Linked DNA regions of Homo sapiens: region 1 is linked to region 2. Evidence: read pairs that join two places in POLR2A ChIA-PET (ENCODE). Cell type or tissue: GM12878. All regions are shown on one strand. Each heading gives the region's core, and the rest is flanking DNA. Links, peaks and the distances in the headings are about the cores only. Region 1 has its middle 27 kb from the start of UCK2. Region 2 overlaps UCK2 (uridine-cytidine kinase 2).

Region 1 (9,903 bases), core at 560-8,559, 72 kb before region 2:
AAAATTAGATTGGACCTAACAGTTACGCTTTTTGTGTTTCTAAATGATTTCATACTTTTCATCACATAATCTGCCTTTTCTATGAACTTTGCACCTCTGGCCACACCAGGTTTTGTTTCTGTGACTTTTCATTCCAACCATAGGTGTTGCTGTTACTCTTGCATATATAACCTATAAACATGCTGAAATATCCCAAATTTTAAAAACTATATATAATTTAAGATTTCTTCCTGAAACATGGTAGACCTTGTCAGTCCCCTGCCCGCCTTTGGGTCTATTGTATTTATGCTAGCAACTTCCAGGTGCTGAAGATCTTCTGGCAACAGAAGCCTCTGCCCCTTTAGGGAGGCCAATCAGCAACTGAAGAGAATTAAGGTCTCTTGGGAACAGCCCTGAACCAATGACTGGCAGAGTTGGTTTATAAACACCCCAGCACCCTTCCCAGGTGGGATAACTCAGAAATACTTATCTTCACTGACTCCCAGAGTTCCATTTAACCACAGTGACAACCGGCTTCATAACTTGGTGGCCATCCCTTCCCTTTTTCAGTTTCCCACATTCTTCTACTGGTATTTTCTGGAATCTCCTCCAAAATAAACTATTTACATTCAAATCCTTATCTCAAGGTCTGTTTGTGGGGAATCTGAATTAACACATAAGGGCTGAAATCAGGTGAGATATACTATCCTAGATGCTTTTAGAGCTATCAAATACCAGAAGTGAAGGAGGCCTTAAGGATTATTTATTCTTTTTTCTTCTGTTTGTAAATGATTTCATTACTTTAAACCCTGAGAAGCTAAGGAAGGGATTGTCTATTCTAATCAAACCACATTGCTCAATATGGGATGTCTGTAGGCCTGGCATGGTGGCTCATGCCAGTAATCCCAACACTTTGGGAAGCTGAAGCTTGAGGATCCCTTGAGGCTAAGAGTTTTGAGACCAGCCTGGGCAACATAGGGAGCCCTCTCTTTACAAAAATTAATTAATTAATTAATTAAAATAAATAATGGGAGGTTTGTAAAGTGATTTTCTATAAACAGATGCTTATTTTTAGTGCACTTGCATTGTAGTAGGAGAACTAACGTTTTGCCTATTAATTCAACAAGTATGTATGGGTATGGGACTACTATACGTAGGGTGTCCTGTTAGGCTCTAGAATGGATACAAAGATTAAGAAAGTGACCTTGCCAGGCACGGTGGCTCACGCTTGTAATTCCAACACTGGGAGGCCAAGATGGGCAGATTGCTTGAGCCCAGGAGTTCAAGACCAGCCTAGGCAACATGGCAAAACCCTGTCTCTATGAAATATACAAAAAGTAGTTGGGCATCATGGCGTGTGCTTGTGGTCCCAGCTACTTGGGAGGCTGAGGCAGGAGGATGATTTGAGCCCCAGAGTCAGATGTTGTAGTGAGCCAAGATCATGCCACTACACTTTAGCCTGGGCAACAGAGCCAGACCCTGTTCCCCCCATCCCCCTCACCCAAAAAAATGACCTCTTATCCTAAAGGCATTCATAGGCTAGTACTAGGGAAAAAATTCTGCAAGGCAGAATATTCAGAGGTGCATGCAAAATGCTGTAGGTGTTTTAAGGAAGAAAAAAATTCTACGCAGCTAGAGAGAATCACGAATAAGGTGGCATATACATTTTAATTTCAATAGGTGTGATGAGAAGAAGGCCCTTTTGATGAGGGAAAACATTGGGTGTATTTAGGAAATGGTAAGCGTAGCCTCATTACTGGAGTGTTGGTATGTATAAGGAAAAAGGGAAAAATAAAACTGGAAAGGCTTGAATACCAGACTAAGGAATTTGGTCTTAATTTGCTAGGTTTTGAAGGCCATCAGAGTTTACCTTTAAAACAGGCATTAGAGGCCGGGTGTGGCAGCTCACACCTGTAATCCCAGCACTTTGGGAGGCCAAAGCGGGTGGATCAGTTGAGGCCAGGAGCTTGAGACCAGCCTGGCCAACATGGTGAAAACCCATCTCTACTAAAAATACAAAAATTAGCCAGGCGTGGTGGTGCATACCTGTAATCCCAGCTACTCAGGAGGCTGAGGCACAAGAATCGCTTGAAACCGGGAGGTGGAGGTTGTAGTGAGCCAAGATTGCGCCACTGCATTCCAGCCTGGTGACAAAGCAAGACTCTGTTTCAAAAAAAAAAAATAAATAAATAAAAAAGAAGAAGAAGAAGAAGAAGGAGAAGGAGAAGAGAAGCATTAGAGGGCCTGGCAGAATAGAAGAGAAAGGAAACTTGTAGAAACCAGTTAGAAGTTTCAAAAATAATAGAAGAAAAAGTGAGTATCAATGGAAAGCTTGAAATTCTCTATTCTTTCCTAATTGAAAGAACTCAGTCAACCCTCCTTAATTTGAATAGATATCTTCTGATATATTCTTCAGTGTCAATATGGATTTTGGGATCTGTAACGAAGTTTGCTTAAAGTAGAGCACTGAACAATAATCAAGGCAATGATTTAAGAAATAAACTGGGCACAGTGTGTATGCCTATAGTCCTAGCTACTCAGGAAGCTGCCGCAGGAGGATCACTTAAGCCCAGGAACTCGAGTCCTGCCTGGGCAACATAGCAAGACCCTGTCTCTAAAAATAAATAATAATACATTTTAAAAATAAACAAATAAGTAAGATTTAAAAAACAGTTTAACATTACAAGGAAAGAAAAAGGACCTTAAACACTTACACACTTCTGGTGAGAGCTGAAATTGGGTTAAACATTTAAAAGCAATTTAGCAGGATGTAGCAGAGGCTTTAAAAACATGTATACCCTTTGGGATGGGTGCAGTGGCTCACACCTGTAATCTCAGCACTTTGGGTGGCTGACGTGGGAGGATCACTTCAGTGCAGAACTTAGAGACCAGCTTGAGTAACATAGGGAGACCCTGTCTGCACAAATAATCAAAAATTAGCCAGGCGTGTTGGTGCACACCTGTAGTCCCAGCTACTTGGGAGGCTGAGGCAGGAGAACTGCTTGAGCCCAGGAAGTTGAGGCTTCAGTGTGCTGTGATCACGCCACAGCACTCAGCTTGAGCAACAGAGACCCTGTCTGAAATAAACATGCATACCCTTTGATTCAATAAAAGAAAACAATCATGCAGATGGTCCAAGAAGCATGTTTAAGGGTGTTTTCACATCCTTACCTAATTAAAAAGGAAGAATATCTAAATTTTTTTTAAAAAAGCACTGGCCAGCCGGGCGCGGTGGCTCATGCCTGTAATCCCAGCACTTTGGGAGGCCAAGGCAGGCAGATCATGAGGTCAGGAATTCAAGACCAGCCTGACCAACATGGTGAACTCTCATCTCTACTAAAAATACAAAAATTAGCTGGGCATGGTTGCACACGCCTGTAATCCCAGTTACTCAGGAGGCTGAGGCAGGAGACTTGCTTGAACCCGGGATGTGGAGGTTGCAGTGAGCCGAGATCACGCTGCTGCACTTCAGCCTGGGTGACAGAGTAAGGCTCCATCTCAAAAAAAAAAAAAGCACTGGCTAAATATAGTAAATTTACACAAGGGAATACTTTTCAGTATTAGTAATGATATACATGCATATTAATTGCATTGAAAGTTCACCATACATTGTATAATCTTTGTTCATTGGTAAATATCTGTTAGGACAGATTTTGCTTCTTAGTGCAATCTTGTAATTATGGGGACTAGGTTAATGAAACTTTGGCTTGAAAAGACCTTTTAACTCAAAACGATCTACATATGAAACAATCCCTATCAAAATTCCAATGGCATTTATTTTGCAGAAATAAAATAATTCATACAAAATCTCAAGGAATCTCAAATAGCCAAAACAATTTAAAAAAAAAGAAGAGCAAGTTTAAAAGATTCAAACTTCAAAATCTTCAAAAGATTTCAAAGCATGTTTCAAAGCTACAGTAATTAAAACAGTGTGGTACTGACATAAGCATGTCAAGTAGACCAATGGAATAAGACAACCAAGAAATAAACCCTCCCATAGGTGGCCAAATAATCTTAAACAAGGGTGCCAAGAACACTCAATGGGGCAAAGACTCTCTTCAAATAGTGTTGGGAAAACTGAATCTTCACATGTCAAGGAATTATGTTGGGGTCAGGTGCTGTGTTTCATGCCTGTAATCCTAGCTCTTCATATGGCCAAGGTAGGAGGATTGCTTGAAGCCAGGAATTCAAGACCAGCTTGAGCAACATAGGGAAACCCCATCTCTCCCAAAATAAAAAAAAATTAGCTGGGCATGGTGGCACACACCTGTAGTCTCAGCTACTCGAAAGGCTGAAGTGGGAGGATTGCTTGAGACTGGGAGGTCAAAGCGTCAGTAAGTGGTGATCATGCTACTGCATTCCAGCCTATTGGATAGAGTGAGACCCTGAAAAAAAAGACAGACAAAGAGAGAGAAGAGAATAGAGGAGAAAAAGGACCTTATATTTAGGTCCTTACATTTAAGGACCTTACATTAAGGATCTAAATATAAGACCTAAAATTAATAAACTCCTAGAAGAAAATGTGGGGGGAAAGCTTCATAACATTGGACTTGGCAATGATTTCTAGGATATAACACCAAAAGCACAGACAACAAAAGCAAAAATAGACAAATGGGACTACATCAAACTTAAAAACTTTTGTGTATCAAAGGACACAATTAACAGAGTGAAAAAGGCAACCTACAGAATGGGAGAAAAAAATTTGCAAATCATATATTTGATAAGGTGTGTTAAAGCAAACTAAATATGGCCTGAGAAGGACTCCGTATTTCTATATTTGGGTCCTGGTAACCTAACTTAATAGGTGGACAAGATTGAAAACCTAACTTAGGAGTATGCACCTGTAACAATAGCTGAGTCTTGGCCAATCCCAGAAGCCATACTTCCACCACTCATACACTGCTGAATGTTCAAACTGTATTCAAATAAGGCAAATGCTGAGGTGTAACCAATCCAGTTGTTTCTGTACCTCACTTCTGATTTCTGTATGTCACTTCCCTTTCTTTGTCTATAAATTTGTTCTGACCACAAGGTATCCCTGAAGTCTTTCTGAATCTGCTGTGATTCTGGGGACTTCCCGATTTGCAAATTATTAATTGCTCAATTAAACTCCTTTAAATTTAATTTGGCTGAAGTTTTTATTTTAATAGGTGTTAATTTCCAAAATATATAAAGTACTCCTATAATTCAACAACAAAAAGTAATATAACCCCATTAGAGAATGGGCAAAGCAGTTTGGAGATTTCCCAAAGAACTGAGAACTACCATCTGACTCAGCAATCTCATTACTGGGTATATACCCAAAGGAATATAAATCATTCTACCATAAAGACACATGCACGTGTGTGTTCATTGTAGCACTATTCACAATAGCAAAGACATGGAATCAACCTAAGTGTCCATCAGTGGTGGACTGGATAAAGAAATGTGGTACACATATACCGTGGAATACTATGGAGCCATAAAAAAGAATGAGATTGGTGTGGCTGGCAAGATGGCCGAATAAGAACAGCTCTGGTCTGCAGCTCCCAGTGAGATCAACGCAGAAGGCGGGTGATTTCTGCATTTCCAACTGAGGTACCCGGCTCATCTCATAGGGATTGGTTAGATGTGGGCACAGCCCACGGATGGCTAGCCAAAGCAGGGTGGGGAATCACCTTACCCAGGAAGCGCAAGGGGTCAGGGAACTCCCTCCCTTAGCCAAGGGAAGTTGTGAGGGACTGTGCCTTAAGGAATGGTGCATTCTGGCCCAGATACTACACTTCCCCATGGTCTTCACACCCCGCAGACCAGGAGATTCCCTCGGGTGCCTAAACCACCAGGGCCCTGGTCTCAAGCAAAAAACTGGGCGGCCATTTGGGCAGACACCGAGCTAGCTACAGGAGTTTTTTTTTTTTTTTTTTCATACCCCAGTGGCGCCTGCAAAGCCAGTGAGACAGAACCATTCGCTCCCCTGGAAAGGGGGCTGAAGCCTAGCAAGCTAAGATCTGCTGGCTTGAAATTCTGGCTGCCAGCCTAGCAATCTGAAGTTGACCTGGGATGCTTAAGCTTGGTAGGGGAAGGGGCGTCCGCCATTACTGAGGCTTGAGTAGGCCGTTTTCCCTTCACAGTGTAAACAAAGCCACTGGGAAGTTTGAAATGTTCATCGCAGCTAGCCCGACTAATAAAGAACTAATAAAGACTAATAAAGAAGAAAAGAGAGAAGAATCAAATAGACACAATGAAAAATGATAAAGAGGACTTCATCACTGATCCCACAGAAATACAAACTACCATCAGAGAATACTATAAACACCTCTATGCAAATAAACTAGAAAATCTAGAAGAAATGGCTAAATTCCTGGACACATACATCCTCCCAAGGTTAAACCAGGAAGAAGTTGAATCCCTGAAGAGACCAATAACAAGTTCTGAAATTGAGGCAGTAATTAATAGCCTATCAACCAAAAAAAGCCCAGGACCAGATGGATTCATAGCCAAATTCTACCACAGGTACAAAGAGGAGCTGGTACCATTCCTTCTGAAACTATTCCAAACAATAGAAAAAGAGGGACTCCTTCCTAACTCATTTTATGAGGCCAGCATCATCCTCATACCAAAACCTGGCAAAGACACAACAAAAAAAGAAAATTTCAGGCCAATATCCCTGATGAACATTGACACGAAAATCCTCAATAAAATACAGGCAAACCGAATCCAGCAGCACATCAAAAAGCTTATCCACCATGATCAAGTTGGCTTCATCACTGAGATGCAAGGCTGGTTCAACATATGCAAATCAATAAACATACTCCATCACATAAACAAAACCAAAGATAAAAACCATACAATTATCTCAATAGATGCAGAAAAGGCCTTCAATAAAATTCAACACCCCTTCATACTAAAAACTCTCAATAAACAAGGTATTGATGGAACATATCTCAAAATAATAAGAGTTATTTATGACAAACCCACAGCCAATATCATACTGAATGGGCAAAAGCTGGAAGCATTTCCTTTGAAAATTGGCACCAGACAAGGATGCTGTCTCTCAACACTGCCATTCAACATAGTATTGGAAGTTCTGGCCAGGGTAATCAGGCAAGAGAAAGAAATAAAGGGTATTCAAATAGGAAAAGAGGAACTCAAATTGTCTCTCTTTGCAGATGACATGATTGTATATTTAGAAAACCCTGTCTCAGCCCCAAATCTCCTTAAGCTGATAAGCAACTTCAGCAAAGTCTCGGGATACAAAATCAATGTGCAAGCATTCCTATACACCAATAATAGACAAACAGAGAGCCAAATCATGAGTGAACTCTCATTCACAATTGCTACAAAGAGAATAAGATACCTAGGAATCCAACTTACAAGGGACATGAAGGACCTCTTCAAGGAGAACTACAAACCACTGCTTAAGGAAATAAGAGAGGACACAAACAAATGGAAAAACATCCCATGCTCATGGATAGGAAGAATCAATATCGTGAAAATGGCCATACTGCCCAAAGTAATTTATAGATTCAATGCTATCCCCATCAAGCTACCATTGACTTTCTTCACAGAATTAGAAAAAACTACCTTAAAGTTCATATGGAACCAAAAAAGAGCCCGCATTGCCAAGACAATCCTAAGCCAAAAGAACAAAGCTGGAGGCATCACACTACCTGACTTCAAACTACACTACAAGGCTACAGTAACCAAAACAGCATGGTACTGGTACCAAAACAGAGAGAGAGACCAATGGAACAGAACAGAAGCCTCAGAAATAACACCACACATCTACAACCATCTGATCTTTGACAAACCTGACAAAAATAAGCAATGGGGAAAGTATTCCCTGTTTAATAAATGGTGTTGGGAAAACTGGCTAGCCATATGCAGAAAACTGAAATTGGACCCCTTCCTTACACCTTATACAAAAATTAATTCAAGATGGATTAAAGACTTAAACAAAAGACCTGAAACCATAAAAGCCCTAGAAGAAAACCTAGGCAATACCATTCAGGACATAAGCATTGGCAAAGACTTCATGACTAAAACACCAAAAGCAATGACAACAAAAGCCAAAATTGACAAATGGGATCTAATTAAAGAGCTTCTGCACAGCAAAAGAAACTATCATCAGACTGAACAGACAACCTACAGAATGGGAGAAAATTTTTGTAATCTATCCATCTGACAAAGGGCTAATATCCAAAATCTACAAGGAACTTAAACAAATTTACAAGAAAAAACAAACAAACAAAAAAACCCCATCAAAAAGTGGGTGAAGCATACAGACACTTCTCAAAAGAAGACATTTATGTGGCCAACAAACATATGGAAAAAAGCTCATTGTCATTGGTCATTAGAGAAATGCAAATCAAAACCACAATGAAATACCATCTCACAGCAGTTAGAATGGTGATCATTAAAAAGTCAGGAAACAGGCCCGGCACGGTGGCTCATGCCTGTAATCCCAGCACTTTGGGAGGCTGAGGCGGGTGGATTACGAGGTGAAGAGTTTGAGACCAGCCTGATCAACATGGTGAAACCCCGTCTCTACTAAAAATACAAAAATTAGCCAGGCGTGGTGATGCACACCTGTAATTCCAGCTACTCAAGAGGCTGAGGCAGGAGAATTGCTTGAACCAGGGAGGTGGAGGTTGCAGTGAGCCAAGATCACACCACTGCACTCCAGTCTGGGCGACAGAGCGAGACTCTGTCTCAAAAAAAAAAAAAAAAAAAAAAGAAACAAAAAGTCAGGAAACAACAGGTGCTGGGAAGGATGTGGAGAAATAGGAATGCTTTTACACTGTTGGTGGGAGTGTAAATTAGTTCAACAATTGTGGAAGACAGTGTGGTGATTCCTTGAGGATCTAGAACTAGAAATACCATTTGACCCTGCAATCCATTACTGGGTATATACCCAAAGGATTATAAATCATTCTACTACAAAGACACATGCACATGTATGTTTACTGCAGCATTATTCACAATAGCAAAGACTTGGAACCAACCCAAATGCCCATCAGTGATAGACTGGATAAAGAAAATGTGGCACACATAAAACCATGGAATACTATGCAGCCATAAAAAAGAATGAGTTCATGTCCTTTGCAGGGACATGGTTGAAGCTGGAAACCATCATTCCCAGAAGACTAACACTGGAACAGAAAACCAAACACTGCATGTTCTCACTCTTAAGTGGGAGTTGAACAATGAGAACACATGGATATAGGCAGGGGAACATCACACACTGGGGCCTGTCTGGCGGTGGGGGACTGGGCAGGGGGATAGAATTAGGAGAAATACCTAATATAGATGATGGGTTGATGGGTGCAGCAAACCACCATGGCATGTGTATATCTATGTAACAAACCTGCACATTCTGCACATGTATCCCAGAACTTAAAGTATAATAATAATAATAAAAAAAGAATGAGATCATTTCTTTTGCTAGAACATGGATGGAGCTGAAGGCCATTATCCTAGTCAAACTAGCATAGAAAACCAAATACCACATGTTATCACTTATAAGTGGGAGCTAAACATTGAGTACACATGGACACAAAGAAAGGAACAATAAATACGAGGGCCTACTTGAGGGTGAAAGGTGGCAAGAAGGTGAGGGTCTAAAAAACTACCTACTGAGTACTATGCTTATTACCTGGGTGAGGAAATAATCTATACACCAAACCCCTGCAACATGCAATTTATCCATGTAACAAACCTGCACATGTATGCCCGAACCTAAAATAAAAGTTGGAAAGAAAAAATAATAAATAAATAAAATCAGTGATAGGGAAACAGAAAAAAAAAGAATAGGCAGAAGACTTGAATAGACATTTCTCTGACGATGCTATACAAATGGCCAATAAGTATATGAAAAAATGCACAACATCACTAAATCAACAGAGAAATGCAAAACAACAACAACAACAAAACAAAACAAAATAA
Region 2 (9,903 bases), core at 799-8,798:
TCAGGTTCCACTTCTAATTCTAGTTCTCTTGCTGTTTCCACTACATCTGCAGTGACTTACTCCACTGAAGTCTTGAACCCCTCAACATCATGCATGAGGCTTGGAATCTACTTCTTCCAAACTCTTGTTAATGTTGATATTTTCACCTCCTCCAATGAATCACAAATGTTGTTAATGGCATCTAGAATGGTGAATCCTTTCTAGAAGGTTTTCAGTTTACTTTGCCCGGATCCACCAGAAGCATCACTATGGCAGCTGTAGCCTTACGAAATGTATTTCTTAAATAATAACTTGAAAGTCAAAATCACTCTGATCCATGGGCTGCAGAAGGGATGTTGTGTAGGCAGGCATGAGAATAACATTAATCTCCTTGTACATCTCCATCAGAGCTCTTGGGTGACTAGGTGCATTGCTGATGAGCAGTAATATTTTGAAAGGAATCTTTTTTTATGAGCAATAGGTCTCAACAGTGGGATTCAAATATTCAGTAAATCATGCTGTAATGAGATATGCTGCCATACTGGCTTTGTTGTTCCATTTACAGAGCACAGGCAGAGTAGATGGAGCATACAAGGGCCTTAGGATTTTTGGAATGGTAAATGAGCATTGACTTCAATTTAAAGTCACCAGTTGCATTAGCCTCTAACAAGAGAGTCATCCTGTCCTTTGAAGCTTTGAAGTCAGGCATTGACTTCTCTAGCTGCGAAAGTCTTAGATGGCATACTATTTTAATAGAAGGCTGTTTTTTCTACATTGAAAAAATCTTTAGTGTAGCTACCTTCATCAGTTATTTTAGCTAGATCTTCTGGATAACTTGCTACAGCTTCTACATCAGCACTTGCCGCTTCATCTAGCACAATATGTTAGGGATATGGTTTCTTAACTTAAGCCTCATGATCCAGCCTCTGTTAGCTTCAAACTTTTCTTGTGTGGCTTCCTCATCTTTCTCAGCCTTCATAGGATTGAAGAGAGTTAGGGCCTTGCTCTGGATTAGGCTTTGGTTCAAGGGAATGTTATGGCTGGTTTGATATTCTATCCAGACCAAACTTTCTTCGTATCAGTAATAAGGCTGTTTTGCTTTCTTATCATTCATGTGTTCACTGGAGTGGTACTTTTAATTGCCGTCATGAACTTTTCCTTTGCATTCACATCTTGGCTGACTCCTTGGCATAAGAGGCCTAGCTTTTGACCTGTCTTGGCTTTCGACATGCCTTCCTCACTAAGCTTAATTATTTCTATCCATTGATCTACAGTTAGAGACATGTGACTCTTTTACTTGAACACTTAGAGGCCATTGTAGGGTATTAATTGGCCTAACTTCAATATTGTTCTGTCGCAGGAAATCATAGGGAGGCCCAAGAAGAGGGAGAGAGACAGTGGAATGCCCCAGTCAGTGGAACAGTCAGAACATGTACATTAATGGATTCAATTTGCCATTTTATATGGGCGTGGTTGGTGGCACCCCGAAATAATTACAATAGTAATGTCAAAGATCACTGATCACAGATCACCATAACATATAATAAAATAATGAAAATGTTTGAGATATTGTGAGAATTACCAACATGTGACACAGAGATACAAAGTGAACACATGCTATTGGAAAAATGGTATTAACAAGACTTGCTTCACACAGTGTTGCCACAAACCTTCAATTTGTAAAAAAAACGTAGTATCTGTGAAGCACAATAAAATGAAGTATGCCTGTATCTACTTGAGTTTCAACTTTAAGTTCTTTTGGGTACATCCCCACAAATGGTATTGCTGGGTCATACGGTAATTCTATATTTAGTTTTTTGAGGAGTTCCTATACTGTTTTCTACAGTGGCTATACAAGTTCACATTCCTGCCAGCAGTGCACAAGAATTCCTTTTCCTCGCATGCTTGCTAACATTTGTTCTTTCTAGTTTCTTTCTTAAAAAAAAAATTGCCATCCTAATGGGTATGAAAGAGAATCTCATCATGGGCCTTTTTTTTTTTTTTTTTTTTTTTAAAGAGATGGGGGTCTTGCTCTGTCACTCACGCTGGAGTGCAGTGTGTCGTGATCATAGCTCACTGCAGGCTCAAGCGATCCTCTGCTTCAGCCTTCCAAAGTGCTGGGATTATAGGCGTGAGCCACCACCAGCTAATTTTTAAAAACTTTTTTGTGGACGTCTTGCAGTGTTGCCCAGGCTATTCTTGAGCTCTCAGCCTCAAGCAATCTTCCCAAAGCACAGGAATTATATTAATTATATTAATAGGTTGAGCCACTGTGCCTGGCAAAAGTTTTAAATTTTGATGAAGTCCATCTTACTTATTTTTTTCTTTTGTTGCCTGTGCTTTCAGTATTACATGTAAGAAATCATTGCCAAATCCAATGTCAAAGTGCTTTATTTTTATATTTTCTCCTAAGACTTACAGTTTTAGCCCTTAAGTTTAGGTATTTGATCTGTTTTGAGGTGGTGGTTTCTTTTGTTGTTGTTGTTTGTTTCTTTTTTTGTATGGTGTAAAGTAAGGAAAGGTCTAACTTCATTTTTTTTTTTTTTTTTTTGCATATGAATGTCCAGTTTTCCCAATACCATTAGCTGGACGATAATTTTAATATGTGAATGAAGATACTTTTGCTCACAGGAGTTTTTGAGCCTCAGTGTCTGGCTACAGGGTTCTCATTTGAATGTCCAGTTTTCCCAGTACCATTTGCTGGATGACAATTTTAATATGTGAATGAAGATACTTCTGCTCACAGGAGTTTTTGAGCCTCAGTGTCTGGCTACAGGGTTCTCATTTGAATGTCCAGTTTTCCCAGTACCATTTGCTGGATGACAATTTTAATATGTGAATGAAGATACTTCTGCTCACAGGAGTTTTTGAGCCTCAGTGTCTGGCTACAGGGTTCTGCTTTAATATGTAGGAGGAAGAGATTCAAGCCTCTTGCTCCATTATGGGTAGACAGCACACTACAGGGAGCTTCCCTGAGGGAACTTTCTGTGTACTGTTTCCTAGAAATCTGTAGGAACCATTTCAAGTGACGTGGAAGGAGGTTATCAAGGTAGGATTAGAAACATGTATTTATTATGCTGCTTACTATCCAGTCTTCAGTTATATATGTGTTATTATTTTACAGAAGGCTTCATTGGACAAAAATTCCTTGTTAGTCTTTTTTTTCGAGAAGGAGTTTTGCTCTGTTGCCCCGGCTGGGGTGCAGTGGCACGATCTTGGCTCATTGCAACCTCCGCCGTCCAGGTTCAAGCCATTCTCCTGCCTCAGCCTCCCAAGTAGCTGGGATTACAGGCATGTGCCACCATGCTTGGCTAATTTTTGTATTTTTAGTAGAGGAGTTTCACCATGTTGGCCAGGCTGGTCTTGACCTCCTGACCTCAAGTGATCTGCCAGCGTTGCCCCTCCCAAAGTGCTGGGATTACAGGGGTGAGCCACCTCGCCTGGCCCCTGTTAGTGTTTAGTATGGTTTCTTTTTGTGTAGGGGGAGTGAATTTTTTGTGTGTGCGTGTGCGTTTGCTTATTGTACCCATTTCTCATGGTATGGAAAAAAACAGGATTTCATACTCTTAACAGGATACCCTGCACAAGGTGGGAAAATATACCTCGTGTTTTAAAGAAAAATAGTTTAACAAATGGCTTTCATCTGGGTTGTACTCCAGACTTGCTGCTGCTTCATGCTTTTCCAATTGTGCCACAGGCCTGATCCCTTAGCATGTGTGCAGCTGTGGGCTAGAGGGTTGAAAGCAGGTCCTGTGTCTCTTTCCTGGTGAACTCCACAGGGACACAGCTGCAGGTCTTTTGTAACGCTCTGTATATGCACAGGAAGTCCCTTACAACCCACTCTGTTAGATCTCATTTCCTCTTCGGTTATTTGCCCTCTGTGGTCTCTGGGTGTCAGCCTGGCCTGCCTTTTCAGGGTTCAAGGAGCTGCTGGATTGGTGCCCTCTTGTGGTCTGCCTTTGATGTGGTTGGGATCTTGGGAGCTGAAGGCAAAGAAAGGACAAGTGAGCTACCGAGGAGTAAGGAAGACATGAAGTTGAGAAGATAACAGAGGGAAGTTAAAAAAAAAAATCTTTGGTTGAGGAAATTGTTTCTGAATATAACATGATAAAATCAGTTTAGGTTAATCAGTTTAACTGCATCAATAAAGAATTTCTTTGCAAAACACTACTTAAAAAGACAGTTAACTAGAAAGAATTTGTGAGGCAAATGAGAAATGGCCAGTTTCCTTAATATATAAAGAGCTTTTATAAATCAATAAGAAATAAAAGACCAATAAATCAACAGAGAAGTGAGGACAGGATATCAACAAACCAGTTCCAGAAGAACAGAAGCCTTTTAGGCATATACATAGTCTTTTTTTTTTTTCTCTTTTTGCCGGCTGCTCTAGCCAGTTTACTTATTTTTTATTTTTATTTCTTTGAGACAGGGTCTTGCTCTTGTCACACAGGCTGGAGTACAGTGGTGCAATCTCAGCTCACTGCAAACACCACCTTCCAGGTTCAAGCGATTCTCCTGCCTCAGCCTCCGAAGTAGCTGGGATCATAGGTGTGTGCCACTATGCCCAGCTAATTTTTGTATTTTTAGTAGAGACGGGGTTTTGCCATGTTGGCCAGGCTGGTCTTGAACTCCTGATGTCAAGTGATCTGCCCGCCTTGGCCTCTCAAAGTGCTGGGATTACAGGTGTGAGCCACCATGCCTGGCCGTCTTTTAGGCATATAAAAGATGTTTACCCTCACTTAAAATAGGACAGCAAATTAAACAGACCAAAGGTTAAATATCATTAAGAGTGAGGGGGAAATAGTACATTATATATAAATTGTTGATGGTGGGGGCTAGCTGGGCATATATATGGAAATTTTAAAAAATGCAGATTCTTTGCCCTAGCAAATCCACTACTGGAAATCTATTCTACAAATATATATGTATATCCATACATTAAGTTCATTTTAGAAAAAGTTGAGACATAATTTATGTCTGTCAATGGAGGACTAGCTGCAGTTCCTTCATATAGTGGAATACCTTGAAGCCCTTAAAAAGGAGGCAGTCTTAAAAGTATTGACAGTATAATCTTTGAGATATATAAGTGAACGAAGGTGCAGACAGCGTGTATTAGTGTCTGTGTTTGAAAAAAATCATTCACACATGGTTTTATATGTAGGGACTGCCTCTGAAGGGATGTACACGAAACTGAAAACAGTAGCTGCCAGAGAAGTGATCAGCAATCCGGCTGGGAGATAGAGTAGGAAGGAGACAGGCTTTGTGCCTTATACTATTTTGTACCCTGTGAATTTTGCATCACGTTGGAGATGCAAAAAGCAACTACCTTGAAAAGGGCAGTCGAGATCAAGTGGAGTAAGATATTTATTCAGCGCAATGTTAATTATAAAAAGTAAAGTAAGTAGAAAGACCAGGGTAGGAACTACCGAAAAACAAACCAACGAACAGAAAAGAAAACCAAAAAAACCCCCAGAATTTCATGTCTGGTTTTAGGTTGCCACAATTTAATAATGAAGAAGGGACAGATTATAGAATTCTGAGATAGAGAATAGCGAGATACAATAAAATGTAGTTATCTTAAAAGAAGTCAGTATGCAATTGATTGAATAGACTTCACCCCTCACTGGAGGAATATCTTGCCCACATAGGGAGGGAAGAAACTGATGGCCACCGTCTTGGACACAAGCTACCATGCATGCATATAAACACGGAAAAATGCTTGCCAAAATGGTAGCTACATTTATTTCTAGCAGTAGGACTTAGCCAATCATTTCTGTCTTTGTTTTACCTACTTGTACTTTTTAGAAAAAGATTATTACGTTCATTTTTTAATAATGAGAAAAAGTGAAGCTTCCCATTTCTGTGTGATTCTTTATATCTTCCTGACCTTCTCTTTTTTCACTTCTTGCAGTGTGAAAACCCTTTCTCCCGTTGGGCTGTCGTAGTTCATCATCAGTAAAACCTCCATATTCTCAACCCTTTCTTTTGAGTGTCCTTTACCTTTTCTGTCAAAAACTTGCTCTTTCCTGATTTCCCTGTTTTTCCTGCCAAGCCTCAGGAGAAGCTTTTCCCACATGCTGCTTATCTTTGGGCCTTAGTGCCGAGACGTGGGGGGTGGTGCTTCCTTCTTACTTCCTATTTCTTTCAAACCATTCTCCCTCCCTCCCTCCTGCCTAAAACACCAGCTTTGGATCTCACATCACCAGAGCCACTCACTACTCCTGAGCTATTTCTCTGTGATTTTATCTCCTACCTTATTGTCTCTTTCTTTCCAGTATCACTGCTTCCTTTAGTTCTTGGCAATTTCAGTGTAAACATAGGTAATGACTTTAGCCATTGTCTCCCTCTACCTTAGACCTTATCATTACCAGTAATTGCAGTCCTCCATAACCTTAATTTCATGCATCCCATCCTCTGAGGACAACCTTCTATTTTATGAATTTACTTCTCTACTACTTTTATTTTAAAAACAAAAGAGACAGGGGTAGATGGGAACTTGATGCTGCCCTCATAAGCACTGATTCTCTGGGCTCCACAATCACCTGGGCCATTTCCTGGGCCACCCAGCCTGCTTCTTGAGGGAATGCTTTGTGATTTGATTGTTTATAGATGTTATGCTAGACCCCTGTTGACTCCAATAGGGATGACACCATGTTTGAGAGACTGAAGAAAAGACCCGGAGGTATCAAATGAGACATAGGGTTTATTTGGGGGACTCACGTACAGAGCCGTCCAGTGGCAGCGGGCTTGGCAGGAAGCATGCTGCTACCTTTTGTAAAAAACATGTAGCTCATATAGCATTTTCATTTAGCATCCTCCCCCTGGCAGCCTCCCAAAACAAAGGTCTCCATCCCCTGCGTTAAAAGGGATAGGGCAGGGATTTGGATGTCTTTAATAGACAAAGACTGAATCTCCAGGTTGGCCACTCTCAGATTTCTTAGCCTGGAACTCCAAACCAACACTCTTCTCATTCTTAGGATATGCTTCAGTTATGGCTATCAGGTGCCTCTGCCATAAAACAGGAAGATTTTTTTTTTAACGTAAGAATTCCTTTTCTTCCATCTATAGGTTGTTAAAATGGAAGATTTGTTTTACCGAGGACATGAAAGGCATTGCAGTTGCTTGGGCATTCTAGAAGAGGGTGCTGTCCTTTGCCCTGGTGTTTTCTTAGGTGGCTGTGGCAGGAACACTAACTCTTAAGGAAATGGATGCTTTTTCTTTCCTGGTACATAATGTATGAACACTAGTGTGTTGTTTTCATTGTGTAGTGTGGTTTAATAGTATGATAATGTAGTTTTGTGCCGTTTTATAGACGTGAAGAAAATAAAACTAATGGGCATGAATTGATGAAGTTTTCAACTGAGTTACCAAAAAAAAAAAAAAAAAGCTTCCTAATGGACTTTCCTGGAAAGATTTGTCTAAATGAAAATTTGGTGGATCTTAAAGAAGAGAATAATTTTTATTGAACATATAGTTTGTGCTAGCCACTATCTTAGGCATGTAGCTTATTAACACTTATGGCCCATTTGTGGAACAGGTATGGTTACCTGCAGTTTAAAACAAGGATGCCAGTGTTCTAAGAGGTTGAGTTGCCCGAGATATCACTGGTATGTTAGAGTCAGGAATCAAGCCAGGTCCTGTGTGCCCTGCCCAGCCTGACTTTAAAGGACTATGTAGGGAAACTCTCTGAAACCACATTTTTCCTTTACTCTCACACCACAACAGTTAACACGGAAGACTTCTGTGACCGATTGTGGTGAGAGAGGGGGGATTTCCTCACACAGCAAGGCACAGACACCAGTTGAGTGTCCTCCAATTTACTTGCTACACTATTTACCTGGAGATAGTGTCAAATCCCACAGGTTGGAAACTCAAGTCTCTAAAACTGCCCCTGCCCCCTGCAGACATGCAAACCTGAGCCTCTGGAACTTCTGATTGATTGACTTCAAGTCGAGGTTCCCATAACCCCCTCTTAGGGTTTGATTAATTTGCTGGAGTGGCTCACAGAACTCAGGGAAACACTTATGTTTACTGGTTTATTATAAAGGATATTTTGCAAAGGACACAGATGAAGAGACGCACAGGGCAAGGCATGGGGAAAGAGGTGCGGAGTTTCCAACCCCTCCCTTGTGTGCCACCCTCCAGGAACCTCCAGGTGTTCAGCTATCCGGAAACTCCCTGTACCCAGCTTTCTTGGGTTTTTTGGAAACGTTCCTTCCTACAGTGCTTAGCCCTCTCAGGGGAGGGTTTGAGACCCACAATCTGAAAGGTGGGGAAAGATTAGATTCCTGCCTCGGGCCAGGTGAAAGGAAGGCAGGAAAGAGATTCTGTTTCCTGACCCAACATTATCACAAAAGACTGTAACAAGGGCTGTGGGAGTTATGGACCAGGAACCTGGTTGAAAACCATTATAAATCATAACACCACAAGGACCTATATTTTGCTTTTTAGGACATTGTAGTAGGTGGGTAGTTTTCATCCTCTTGCTTTTTAAAATCTATCTTGCCCAGAAGTTTATTGGGCATTTCTATGGAAACACAACACCTCTCTTAAATGGCAGTTTCACACATCTGCAGCCTAGTAATTGCTACTCATTTTGAAGACCCTGAAGCACACCACTGGATCTGGAAGTGACATCTTCGTCACCAAGGAAACAGTAGATTAAGTCCTGTGCTCAGTATAGTTTTACTTCTGAGTATTTAGTAAGTATGATAAATTATTAACCAGGATATTTGATTAGGTAGACATGCCTATATTCCAGATAGCAACAGTTTACCATTAGAGCAAACAGAAAACACCAGGAAAAATTCTGCAGGACAAGTTTGTAAAATGCAATGATACATCTTTATGACATATATCCTCTGTAAGGAGATAAAAACAATGTATGTACAGGAGTGTACATAAATAAAAGTTGAAGAAAGTACATCCTCTGTGATTTAAAAAAAGAAATTCAATATACCCATTAAAAAAGTGACAGGTGTATTAGTTTTCTATGGCTATAGTAACAAATTACTACAATCTTGATGACTTAAAATGACAGATTCATTCTCTTATAGTGCTGGAGGCTGTAAGACTGAAATTTAGGTGTGGGCAGTGTTGGCCTCTTCTGGAAGATCTGAAGGAGACCCATGCCTCCGTCCTGTCTCCCAGCTTCTGCTGCCATTTCTTGTATCACCCCAGTCTCTACTTTCACCTTTATATGGCTTTCCCTCATGTCTCCGTGTCTTCACCTTTTCTGTTTCTTAGAAGGACACATGTCATGGGGTTTAGGGCCCACCCTAATTCAGGATGATCTCATCTCAAGATATTTAACTTAATTACATGTGCAAAGACCTTTTTTCCAAATAAGGTCATATTTTGAGGTTGGGGGAGTTAGAATATGATCGTAGATTTTGGGGGGCAACAATGTAACTCACTTATAAATGGTCCACTGACCCCCCCAAAATTTGTCCTGTGTGCAGAATGCATTCATCTCATCCCAATTAATTATTAACACTGCTTTGTGAGGAAAAATTAAGAATTTTGAAAAGTGAGAAGCTATACCTCTGGGATAAATAAAAAGACAAATGGCAGAAGATGGATAGTCGCTAATCTTTTTTTTAGATAAACATTTTGTTTTGAGATAGTTGTAGGTTCACAAACACATAAGAAATAATACAGAGAGATCCCATATTACAAAAGACACCGGGATGTTGACGTTGATACAGTGAAGATACAGAACACTTCCATCGCTACTGCTGTTTTGCTGTTTATTACCTGCCCCGGATTTCCCGCCCCTCCACTGCTCCCTGTCCCTAACCGTGGTCCACCACTAATCGTTCCACAATTTTATACAAATATAACCATACTGTATGTAACCTTTTGGAATTGCCCTTTTTTACTCAGCACAATTCTCTGGAGATTCGTGCAGGTTGTTGTATCAGC

Evidence for each region. Peaks named below come from ENCODE experiments on the same cell type or tissue, not always from the same donor. Only the 100,000 strongest peaks of a DNase experiment are listed, where the experiment ranks them.
Region 1: POLR2A ChIA-PET joins it to region 2 with 5 read pairs; 2 of 35 experiments call an interaction of 5 or more read pairs at or near these places.

Annotation. Positions count from the first base shown.
Region 1 is chr1:165,795,672-165,805,574 of GRCh38, forward strand. No RefSeq gene overlaps it. Among named protein-coding and RNA genes, the nearest start is that of UCK2, 27 kb to the right of the region's middle. In GM12878, for the core only: no CTCF peak of the experiment used is centred there; no DNase peak of the experiment used is centred there.
Region 2 is chr1:165,867,691-165,877,593 of GRCh38, forward strand. The region is part of intron 1 of UCK2 (uridine-cytidine kinase 2); the gene reads left to right. Among named protein-coding and RNA genes, the nearest start is that of MIR3658, 35 kb to the right of the region's middle. In GM12878, for the core only: a CTCF peak has its summit at 3,927 (motif pointing left); DNase peaks (open chromatin) are centred at 3,821 and 7,681; H3K4me3 peaks cover 236 bases; H3K27ac peaks cover 2,545 bases.